Regions from separate parts of the Homo sapiens genome. Here region 1 is linked to region 2. Evidence: read pairs that join two places in POLR2A ChIA-PET (ENCODE). Cell type or tissue: Panc1. All regions are shown on one strand. Each heading gives the region's core, and the rest is flanking DNA. Links, peaks and the distances in the headings are about the cores only.

Region 1 (5,387 bases), core at 158-5,157, 140 kb before region 2:
TAGAATATCTCAATCACTGCAGTAGTCCACTTTCCTATTTTAATGTTTTGACTATCAGTTGTTTAAGTATCAAAAAACAACTTGGGATGTCAAGAAAAAAGCCATTTTGCTATCTCCATGTAGTCAGCAAAATGCTAGGGGGTTCTCTCCAGATAGCTTGAAGACCTGTTTATCTTATGTTATTTTTTAGGGTTGATCTGTTATCATAAATGTATATTCGAAATTGTTATCCAAATTGTATGTGTTTCAAGTTTGTGCTTTCTAGGATTATTAGCAATTTGATGATGAAAGCCATCTACATTTTCAAGTCCCTTGAACCAAATGTATTTTAAACAATTAAATTCATAAATGAATGTCCATGCTGTGCGCATATTCCTCCTTAAATTATTAGTATTATTATTATTATTTGAGACACAGTCTCACTCTGTCACCCAGGCTGGAGTTCAATGGCACAATCTTGGCTCACTGCAACCCCCGCCTCCTGGGTTCAAGCAATTCTCCTGCCTCAGCCTCCGGAGTAGCTGGGACTACAGGCGCATGCCACCACGCCCAGCTAATTTGGTATTTTTAGTAGAGACAGGGTTTCACCATGTTGGCCAGGCTGGTCTCGAACTCCTGATCCACCCGCCTCAGCCTCCCAAAGTGCTGCAATTACAGGCGTGAGACACTGCACACAGCTGAATTATTTACTTGAATTTTTTAATGCCCTCTGGTTCCCAGTAATCAAACACTTTGACCTTTTTCACCCCACCAAACTGTTAAAGAAATTGAACCATAGAAGAGGCAGAAACTTTTATCATTCTGATATAGGGGTATTTCTTGATTACCTTTAAATTTATTTTATTGTAATAGAAAAATTCAAATGTAGAGAGAAATGGAAAAGAAAGAATCCCCATGTGCTCATCACGAGCTATAGCAGTCATCAACTCATGGCCAACTTTGTTACATCTTTATTCCTTTCCCCCACATTGGATTCTTTGAAAGCAAATCACATACATGTAATTTCTATGGATGGTCTATTATGTGATTTGAACTTTGTTGGGCTCTGAGGATAAAAAGATGAATGAGACATAGTCCTTATTCTCAGGGATCTCATCAGATTCTTCTGGGATAATAATGTTTACTAGTAGTCAGTGTAATTATAAGTCCATTGTAACATAGAACCCAAAACTAAAAACCCCTGTACCATCTCTATACATTGCATAAACTTAATATAAAAGGAATTATGGTATAGTAGTTCCTAAATCCACTTTTAGGAAGGTCTTCTAAGGCATGAAAAATTTCCTAGCTCTGTCAACTAAAAAGGTCTAGAATCAATGACACCTTGTAGCAATGAACACATGCAACACATAAAGCTTCTACATCTCATTTCCCACTAAGAGGAACAAAGCCTTCTTGGAGAAGTAGCTGACTGCAGGGCTGTTGGAGGAAAAAAAAGATGAGCCTGGAACATCTTTTCATGCCACGATGTTAGGAAGTCTCAAAAAATGATGAGGACATGTCAAAAGGACACCAGAGTTGGCTTGAAAGGACTGCCACTGGCCTAATCTGAAACAACCTGAAGAGCGAAATAATTATAAAATGGAAGGTGACCCATTGAATAAAATAAGAATTCATGAGTTTGTTCATGGTGATAATAGGTAGATACTACATGTGTAAGAAAGAAAAGTTATTCTTTACAGTAGAATGCCTACTAATAAATGTAGAAGAAATATAGATTAGAAAACCACCATTTTGCAGCCATCATAGTTGCAAATAGTTAAGAAGTATCAATGGCTGCTGAAACAATTTTTTAAAAGTTCAGTGAGGAACAGGATATTTACATATCTCAAAGAATTTTCCACAAATTACTTATTAATAATCATGGGAAATAGTAGTTTTGGAGTAGAGAAGCCTGGTAGTGACACTTTAACCAAGTGATCAAAGTTACCATCATCAATAGTAGAACAAATTGACATCTTGTGCTTCTTGATATTACGCAGTGAGAAAGATACGTTATTTCTGTGGTATTCCTGCCCCAAATATGCATAATTAATTTAATATTAAGGAAATATCAGACAAACCTAAACTAAAAGATACTCTTCAAAAATGTTAGTATCCTGAAACACATAAATAAAGCTGAGCCATTTCAGATTAAAAGAAACCAAAGAGACATAAAAACTAAATGTGTGGGTTCTTTCATTTGGATCCTGGATCGGGGGAGGAAATGCAAACAGAACAGTATTGGGACAATTGGTAAAATTTGAATAAAATGTGGGGATGAAACATAATGTTGTGCTTATATACATTTCCTGATTTTGATCATTGTGGAGTAAGTGAATTTCTTTATTCTTAGGAAAATACATTGTAATATTTAGAGGCAAAGGGACATGATGTCTGCAACTTACTCAGATGGTTTAGAAAAACAAATGTGTGTATATGTAGAAAGAGAATAAAATGCAAAAGTGGTAAAAATTTTAATAACTGGTGAATATGGGTGAAGGGTAAAAGATTTTTTGTAGTATTCTTGCAAATTTTAAGTTTGAAGTTATTTTAAAATTTAACAAAAGATTAAAACAAAGCAAACAGACACACACACACACACGCACATTGTTATCTTCACTTTAAATAAAGCCAGCGCAACATATAGAAATCTGAAAATCATACCCTAAGATAAACTGAGGAATACAAAATTTTTGTCTCCCAACAAAGTTGCTACAGAAATCCTTTTAGCAATCTTTATGTTCAAATCATAAAATGTATAAATAACATAGAAATAGTGTCCCATATCCCCTTCTGTAAATTGAGGCACACCTACATTTGTTTTAGCTCTGTCCTGATAAGTTTCTCTATGCATCTTGCTTGCTTTGGGAAGCTCATTGCATAAAGCTGTGTATAAGTGAATGTTTAAATGTTTTTGAGGAAAATGACAGTGATGATAACTTGACCTCCAGTACAGATTAAGACCTTTAAAAAACTAAAGCTCTACTAATTTCTTCCTCACAATTACCTGAGTAGCTTTACAGCCACACTAACTGGCTCTGAATCGCTTAGGTTTTCCTTTTTAATCGCTTTTCTTTTTTTTTTTTTTTTTGGGGGGGGAGGGAACAGAGTCTCAAATCTCGCTCTGTCGCCCAGGTGGAGTGCAGTGGCACAATCTCGGCTCACTGCAACCTCTGCCTCCTGGGTTCAAGCAATTCTCCTTGCCTCAGCCTCCCGAGTAGCTGGGATTACAGGCACCTGCCACCATGTCCAGCTAATTTTTGTATTTTTAGTAGAGACAGAGTTTCACCATACTGGCCAGGCTGGTCTTGAACTCCTGACTTCAGGTGATCCAGCTGCCCTGGCCTCCCAAAGTGCTGTGATTACAGGCGTGAGCCACCACGCCCGGCCTCTCTTTTCTTCTCATTAAAATATAACTCTTACAGAAATAATAAGAAAAGTAATGAAGTAATGAGTCTATTATTTTGAGCCCATCCAAAAAAAATTGCTTAACTGGCAACAGATAGAAAAATAAGATATTGAATTATCCAAAAGCTGATTAGCCAAATTATTTCTTTTTTCACCATTTTTTTGCTTATAGAGAATTCGAGTAGGGAGCGGAAACAGGCAATACTACTCAGTCAGTTGTAGTTTCTTATTGACTGTTCGGTTTAATTTCAAAATTAACAAACATTGTAATTGCAAAAGATTGGAAATAACCTAAATGTACTTTTGTAGGGACTGGAAGTAAATAGGATTATTCATTTATCCAATACTATGCTTCCATAACAAAAACTGGAAAGCTATTTATGGGTTTTGTTTGTTTCTTTCTTTTTAAAGGACACGATCTCAGTCCATGTCCTACATAGTAGCCTCAAACTCCTGGGCTCAAGCGATCCTCCCACCTCAGCCTCCCAAGTAGCTGAGATTACAGGTGCCAAGCCACGGTGCCCAGCTGCTCCTTATGTACTGATACAGCAGGATCTCCCAGATGTATTGTTAAGTCCAAAAGGCACAGTACAGAACATATTGTCTATATCGTATGCTACCTTTTGCATGTAATAAAAAGAAGAAAGAATGAACGTACATGTTTGTCTGCATATGTATAAAACGTCTTTGAAAAATGCACACACAATATTGCTTGCCTAAGGAAATAAGAATTTTGTGTTGGGAGACAATAATTTTGCATTAATTCAGCAATAACAGATGTTGGAAAAACTCCTAAATTTAATGCTTATAAAAAGAATAGGAAATTATGCTTTCACCAGTGTTGTATTGGTATTGAAATTATCATCATCTAATAATAGTTCATCAAACACAGAGACATTCCCAGACCTTTCACTGTAGTGGTGAAAACCATTATGCATTTTATCTAATTCAGTTAGTCTGCTTTACTTATTAACTTGACCTCAAAAAACTGAGCAACCTTTTCTAAGTGTTCTTGATCACAGTAGTACAGCCTATGAAGTACATAAGAAGTACAGCCAAGACTCACCTGCTACAGGAATATCAAAGAGCAGATGAAATATAATCTATGATTATATTTCACAGTATGTAGTATAAAGATTTCACAGTATAAAGATTTCAGTGGAGTTCTACAAAAATACCAACTTGGTTTAATACTTAATGGAAAGGAAAACAGTAAAATTTATTTCAAATTAGATAGTGTAAGATTCAGTCTTATAATATGCGGGATACCAGGAGTACCTTGGAAAAGCCAGATACCAAATAAGATCTAGGAAATTTTTAGGAATCCAGAAGAATCTAGAAAAGCATTGTCCCTAGAGTTGATATTTCAGTATATCACCAAGTAATTTTTCATCCAAGATCTCAGTGCTTCCCTTAAATTAGATATTAAATGGCATGTGGTAATTCCCCCCAGTGGTTTTCTTCACAGTTAACGACTTTCTTCTTTTTTTTTTTTTTTGAGATGGAGTCTTGTTCTGTTGCCCAGGCTGGAGTGCAGTGGCATGATCTCGGCTCACTGCAACCTCCACCTCCCAGGTTCACACCATTCTCCTGCCTCAGCCTCCCGAGTAGCTGGGACTACAGACGCCCGCCACCATGCCCGGCTAATTTTTTGTATTTTTAGTAGAGATGGGGTTTCACTGTGTTAGCCAGGATGGTCTCGATCTCTTGACCTCATCATCCGCCCACCTTGGCCTTCCAAAATGCTGGGATTACAGGCATGAGCCACCGTGCCTGGCCTCATAGTTAACAACTTTCTTGATCTATCTACCTGCATTTTATAATTGGATACATGAATCAATCCAAGCTGTCTGAATATTTTTTTTTCTTCCTGCACCCACAAAAGCCAGTGAGAAGTAGGAACCTAAGACAATCTCTGGAACAGGTAACCATCTCTTACCACTTACAACATAAGATTAAACAAAGAGTTCTCTCTTGTGGCTTATTTGCATATTTCA
Region 2 (5,387 bases), core at 190-5,189:
AAAATAAAGAACAGAAAATTAGGTGAAGCGAGCTAGAAATGGTGCTGAAAATCACATCGATAAATCCCTGTGCAGTTGCAAAGGTGGCCCCAACTGGGGGCCTGCACTTTCCAACAGCCAGGATCTGTTGGGAAACATTATCAGTTGCCAGATTGATGACATTCTGTGGGTTTAAGAAGAAAAAAAAAGAGTTCCCTGAGAAATAGTTTTCCCCTCTGTGACATAGTGACAGCAGCATTCTCAGTATCATCTGTACAACAAAAACCCTGGACAGATAATGTTATGTGGCTGTTTATAGAGCAGCTGTTGGTGCCAGCTGAGGACCTGATGCCAAAGTAGAGGTAGAAAGGCAGGCACGGCAGGTGCACCAGCGCCGTCTCAGCCCTCAGAGCTGGTGGTCTGGATTGTTGTAGATAGATCTAGCTTCTTGACTACCTAGAAACTAAATGGACTGCCTGTCCTACTGGTGTAAGCCAGAGACTGTAAAGTGACAACTCAAAGGCTAAGTTTACCCTACAAGTGTTTGGCACCTAAAAAATTTGTGAGTGACTTGCCCATATTTAAAATCAGATTGCACATATAAAAATCTAGATTTCTGGCTTCTCTAAAAATCAGAGAGTCTTAGGCCCATAGTCTCACATCATCATAACTGGCAAAGCTGAGCACTAGTTGACCCCTTTACGGGGGGCATCACTCTCAAGTGCCCCTCAGTCTTCACCCCTGCTTCCCAGATCACCTCATTTACAATAACCCCCTGCCCTCATAGCTTTAATTCAGCCAGTCCTTTGTGTCAGTGGTTTCTTCTTACTTTTTTTCCTTCCTTCTTTGCTTCCTCTTTCCCTTCCTTCCTTCCTTCTTTTCCTGCTTTTTGGCTGAAGCTTCATTTCCACCTATAAAATTTTATAGAGGAATTTAGTCTACAAAGTAGATAAGAAAGGACAGCTGTGATAGAAGGATAGAAGCCCCCCCTCTTCCCCCTTTCAAGCTCATCTCCTGGCTTCCCTCATGGCCACCACAGGCAGACCTTTGTAGATGCCCTTGGCTCCACAGAGAACGAGCTGACATCACCGCTCCAAGATATCTTTTGCAACCAAATTTTGTATGAGAACTGCACTGCATAGTTGGAAGATGAATTTTCTGCCAGGGACCTGAAATACAGGAATTCTGTATTACAAATGAAAGGCAGGTCATGTGTTTCAGTAATCAAGGAAGCCTAAGTAAGGTTGACCTTGTGTATGGCAGTGTAAAGCCAACCCAGATATGTGCCTGAATAAAAGGCCACCCCACTCTCATTGCAAAGATTGGCTAACCTGCAAATCTCAGAATTTGTATGTACATATGCACATATATACACACGTATGCACACATCCTTTGAATAAAGCAAGACATAATACTTAAGTAGTCATCGTGGCCTAGAATGAGTTGGTTTTCTTAAGCATTCACCTGCTTCTTTTCATTAGGTCGATGACAGCATTCAGAGGAGACGGCAAAGTTATAAAATTATTTGCAAAGCACATAAAGGTAAGCAAGGGCCTGTGTGATCCCTAAAGGCCTCTCCCAGACCTCAGCTTTTTTCCTTTCAACCTCTTCTCCTAATCTCCTTAGCACATATTTTATTGAGTTCCTTCCTTATGTAACATTTAACAACTTTTCTGGTTTTTTAAATTCTATGCTTCTGCATACCTACCTCCCCAGTATGGCAGTCGCTACTGCCATGCTCTGTCCCTGTATAGAACCTGAGGCTTGACCCTTTGATTCCTTGAAGATTACCAGTTTTCTAGGGATATGCTCATCTCTGCCCTGGAAGTCGACCCTACACAAGGGTAGCTCCATTTGTATTTCACTTTCTTAACTTTGAGATAAAATGTTCTAAATTGGTGTAAGATAGCACTTTCTTAATGACTTCCTTTTCTTTCTTCTCTTTCATCTTGGAACAGGTCCAGGCGCAGGTAAAGTTGCTGGAGAAGCGTGTGGTGCACCTGGGTGTAGGAACTCCGGGGAGAATTAAAGAACTTGTTAAACAAGGTATGACAAGAGGGCAGTGATACTCTTGCCCAGGGCTGGGAGTTTGCCTTACCTACATGTGAGTCTCAGAAACTAAATTCAGGATATACAAAAACCAGACCTCTGTGTTAATTCAGGAATTGGAAACTCAGCCTTTAATCTCTGAAACCAACCAGCAAGTATAGCACAATAGGGAATGATAAGGACTGTGGCAAACTGAAGTACGTGTGCCCACCTAAACAGAGTCAAATTCCAGCTGCTATAAGCAGGTTAGTGGTTCCACATAGCCTTCATTCCACCAGTGTGCAGCCACTGCTTGAGTTGAGCAGTTCCCTGTCACTCCACTGAGTCTTGGGGAGACTCCCATTTTGAGGGCTGGTATATAAAACATACTAAAACAAAAAACGTAGTTTCCATGAATGTAATGCAGGCATTCCATAATAGTTCTTCCCAAATGTGTTTCTCTTTTAGTGCTTTACAGAAAGTATTCTAGACAACATCCACTGGTGGGTTTTTATAGTTTGCCAACTTTCTCAAAGCCAGTAGCCTAAGAACCTGCTAACCTGCCAATTATCTTATTACCTCTTCTACCTACCAGGCAGATTGAATGATTTCTTTTCAATACTTATTTCCAAATTACTTATGTATTATATAATAGAGCTTTTTTTTTAAATAACTGTCTGGAGCTATTCTCAGATTATTTTATATATCTAAAAGTAATGTGTTCATCAGTGTAGTAACTCATTATAGAGATGGTCATTTGCCAGGGAGCAACAAAAGCTAAAACTACTGTTGTTTCTCTCCAGATGAAAATCATCCAGGGTTAGTTGAACCCACTATATGCAGAGTTTTGTACAAATACCAACAACTAACAAATTTGGCTGCCCCTGACAAGGAAGGGAAACAACACTTTCGAGTTCCTACTTGTACGCAGCGCTACGCTTGACACCCTTACATATGTTACCTCATTTAGCACTCACAGCATCCTTACAGGCTAGCCTTTTTATTTTTTATGAGAGAGAACTGAAGCTCAGAGGGTTAAGTCACCCTCCCCAAGGTCTGTCAGTCTAGGCTCTCCTGGTTCTAGAGCCTTTTCCCCTCAAGGAGCTCCTGATCCAGCTGAAGAACTAAGTGTACATAGACTGAGATCGATAGCATGAGGCAGTAAATGCCAAGAGCCAAATGAGCACTTCTAAGTCCTACAAGAGTTGAAATGAGAAAGAGATAGTTATGCTGGCCTGAATCTGCAGGGCAGGGTCTTTAACTGATCTTTGAAGTGTGGGGAGGATTGAAATAGGCCGGGAGGGTCAGAGGAAGCATTCATGAATGGGAGAACAGCCCAGTGAGATTCTCAGAAAGCAGGCACATGCACATGGTATATCACAAGGAATTGATGAGGAGGTAAAACAATGTTGCAGTTAAGAGCCCCTGTGATGGACTCAGACCTCCAGATTCAAATCCCAGGTCTAGCAACTTACCAGCTCTGTGACCTTGGCAAGTTACTTAACCCTTCTCAGCCTGTTTCTTTGTGCGAACAACAGGGATAGTAATAGTAGCTACTTAGAGGTTTGTTATAAAAACAAAATGCCAATAAAGAGCTCAGCACAGTAAGTGTCACACCCTAAACACTTAACAAATATTAGTTATTTATTAAAGAGACCAACTTTCTTGCTTGGAAACTTCGTGGGCTCTAGTAGCAGCTGATGTAACTGGAAAGAAATTTGAGGAAAGTCCTTGAACAGTAAGCTGAGGAGTTTGGATTTTTGTCTTGTGGACATCCTATGGCATTTGAAAGTTAAGGAACAGATGAGAGGCACCAAGGCCTTCTATGAGACACAGATTTGGGAGTAATTGGCTGGGTATCAGAAGCTAAGGATGGACTCTCAGGTTGGTTCCTGCCTCCCTAACAGCTTTTAGCTAAAGATTCACCACCAGCCCCTCCTGGAATCCAGATTTTTTTGTGTGTCACCAGACTTCCCCAGCCCCCACCCCATGCAACAGGATTACTCTTCTCTGTATTTAAAAGAAAGAGAGGAAGAGAAAAAGCAAAGCTATCCAGACTATTGAAATCAGATCTCTACAGAGTTGTGAGACCTCAATATGAAGGCTTATTTCATATGGAAAAATCATTTAAAGGGCGATTTTTAAAAAAATATTAATGAAAATAATTTTTACATCTGATTCTAATTGGATGAATGGTTTCATATTCATTAACCACAGGTATTTGCCTACATACAAAGTGTTTAAAGAGAATAGTCCCAGCACCCTAAAAGTGAAAAATCTAACAGAGTGACACCAATAGCATATATGTAGCTGTTTATGACTTAATAAGATGTTTATACGTTTGATATATAAGGAGAGTTTTCAGACATTGAAAGATATCCCATGACATTGGGATGTATACAATTACAGGCAATTGTGTTGTTTTAATTTAGTAATGAAGGGGATTTTCTGACTATAGGAGCCTTTGAAAATGCAAAAATGTACAGAGAAGAAAACAAGTCACTTTAGAAGCAATCTCTTGTTAATAATGAATGTATTTCCTTTGAGTCTTTTTTCTATACAATTTGTATGTTTATTTTTATACAACAGAGATTGATTATACTGCATCTCATAACTTTATAACCTACCTTTTTCACTTGCTATATCTCATGAGGACTTACCTTCCTTGTCATGAAGCACGTTTAATTTTTCATTTGTATAGCTACACTATTTACAATATTCTATTGTAAATTTATTTTTTTGCAATTCTATTATGGTAGACTTTGGGTTGTTTCTAAATTGTTGCTATTATAAATAATGTGGCAATGATCATTTTTGCAAGTAGCTATGTTTATGTTTCTGATGCTTCACTGGGATATGTCATAGAAGGAAATTTATTTTATCAAATAAAAGCATTTTGGCTGGGCACCGTGGCTCATGCCTATAATCCCGGCACTTTGGGATGCTGAGATGGGCAGATCACTTGAGGTCAGGAATTTGAGATCAAATAAAAGCATTTTGAAGCTGTTATAATATTATGCTCAGTTTCATTCCAGAGAGGCTGTACCTATTTGCTTTCCTGAGAGCAGTTATATTAAGGGAAGACTGATGATCAACTCATTGTCTTTTCCAGTTCACTATTTTTATTTTAATTTTGCAGAGAGTTTTTAATAACAGGCATTTGAATTATAAAAAGCATGAACAAGTATTAGGGGCAAAGAGGAAAATATTTAAATACTACAGGGAAAAGCTGAGGGGAAGTGCCACAGGAGAGGAAGGCTGCAGGTACTGTTAACACAAGAGACGTGGAACAGCTTGGAGCAGAGGCAAGAACTGACTCTATGCCCAACTGTGAGACATCTGAGGACTACACATTCCCTGAGGTCCCCTTCAGCCCTCAC

The links. Peaks named below come from ENCODE experiments on the same cell type or tissue, not always from the same donor. Only the 100,000 strongest peaks of a DNase experiment are listed, where the experiment ranks them.
Region 1: POLR2A ChIA-PET joins it to region 2 with 11 read pairs; 2 of 35 experiments call an interaction of 5 or more read pairs at or near these places.

What each region holds. Positions count from the first base shown.
Region 1 is chr3:100,034,884-100,040,270 of GRCh38, forward strand. All of the region lies in intron 1 of CMSS1 (cms1 ribosomal small subunit homolog), which reads left to right. All of the region lies in intron 1 of FILIP1L (filamin A interacting protein 1 like), which reads right to left. It overlaps LOC105374010 (a long non-coding RNA gene), which reads left to right. Exons shown (of 5, transcript NR_189163.1): 5 at 4,892-5,387. Among named protein-coding and RNA genes, the nearest start is that of MIR3921, 73 kb to the left of the region's middle. In Panc1, for the core only: no CTCF peak of the experiment used is centred there; no DNase peak of the experiment used is centred there; H3K27ac peaks cover 524 bases.
Region 2 is chr3:100,170,379-100,175,765 of GRCh38, forward strand. CMSS1 (cms1 ribosomal small subunit homolog) reads left to right here. Exons shown (of 10, transcript NM_032359.4): 7 at 1,461-1,521; 8 at 1,938-2,025. Among named protein-coding and RNA genes, the nearest start is that of FILIP1L, 59 kb to the left of the region's middle. In Panc1, for the core only: no CTCF peak of the experiment used is centred there; no DNase peak of the experiment used is centred there.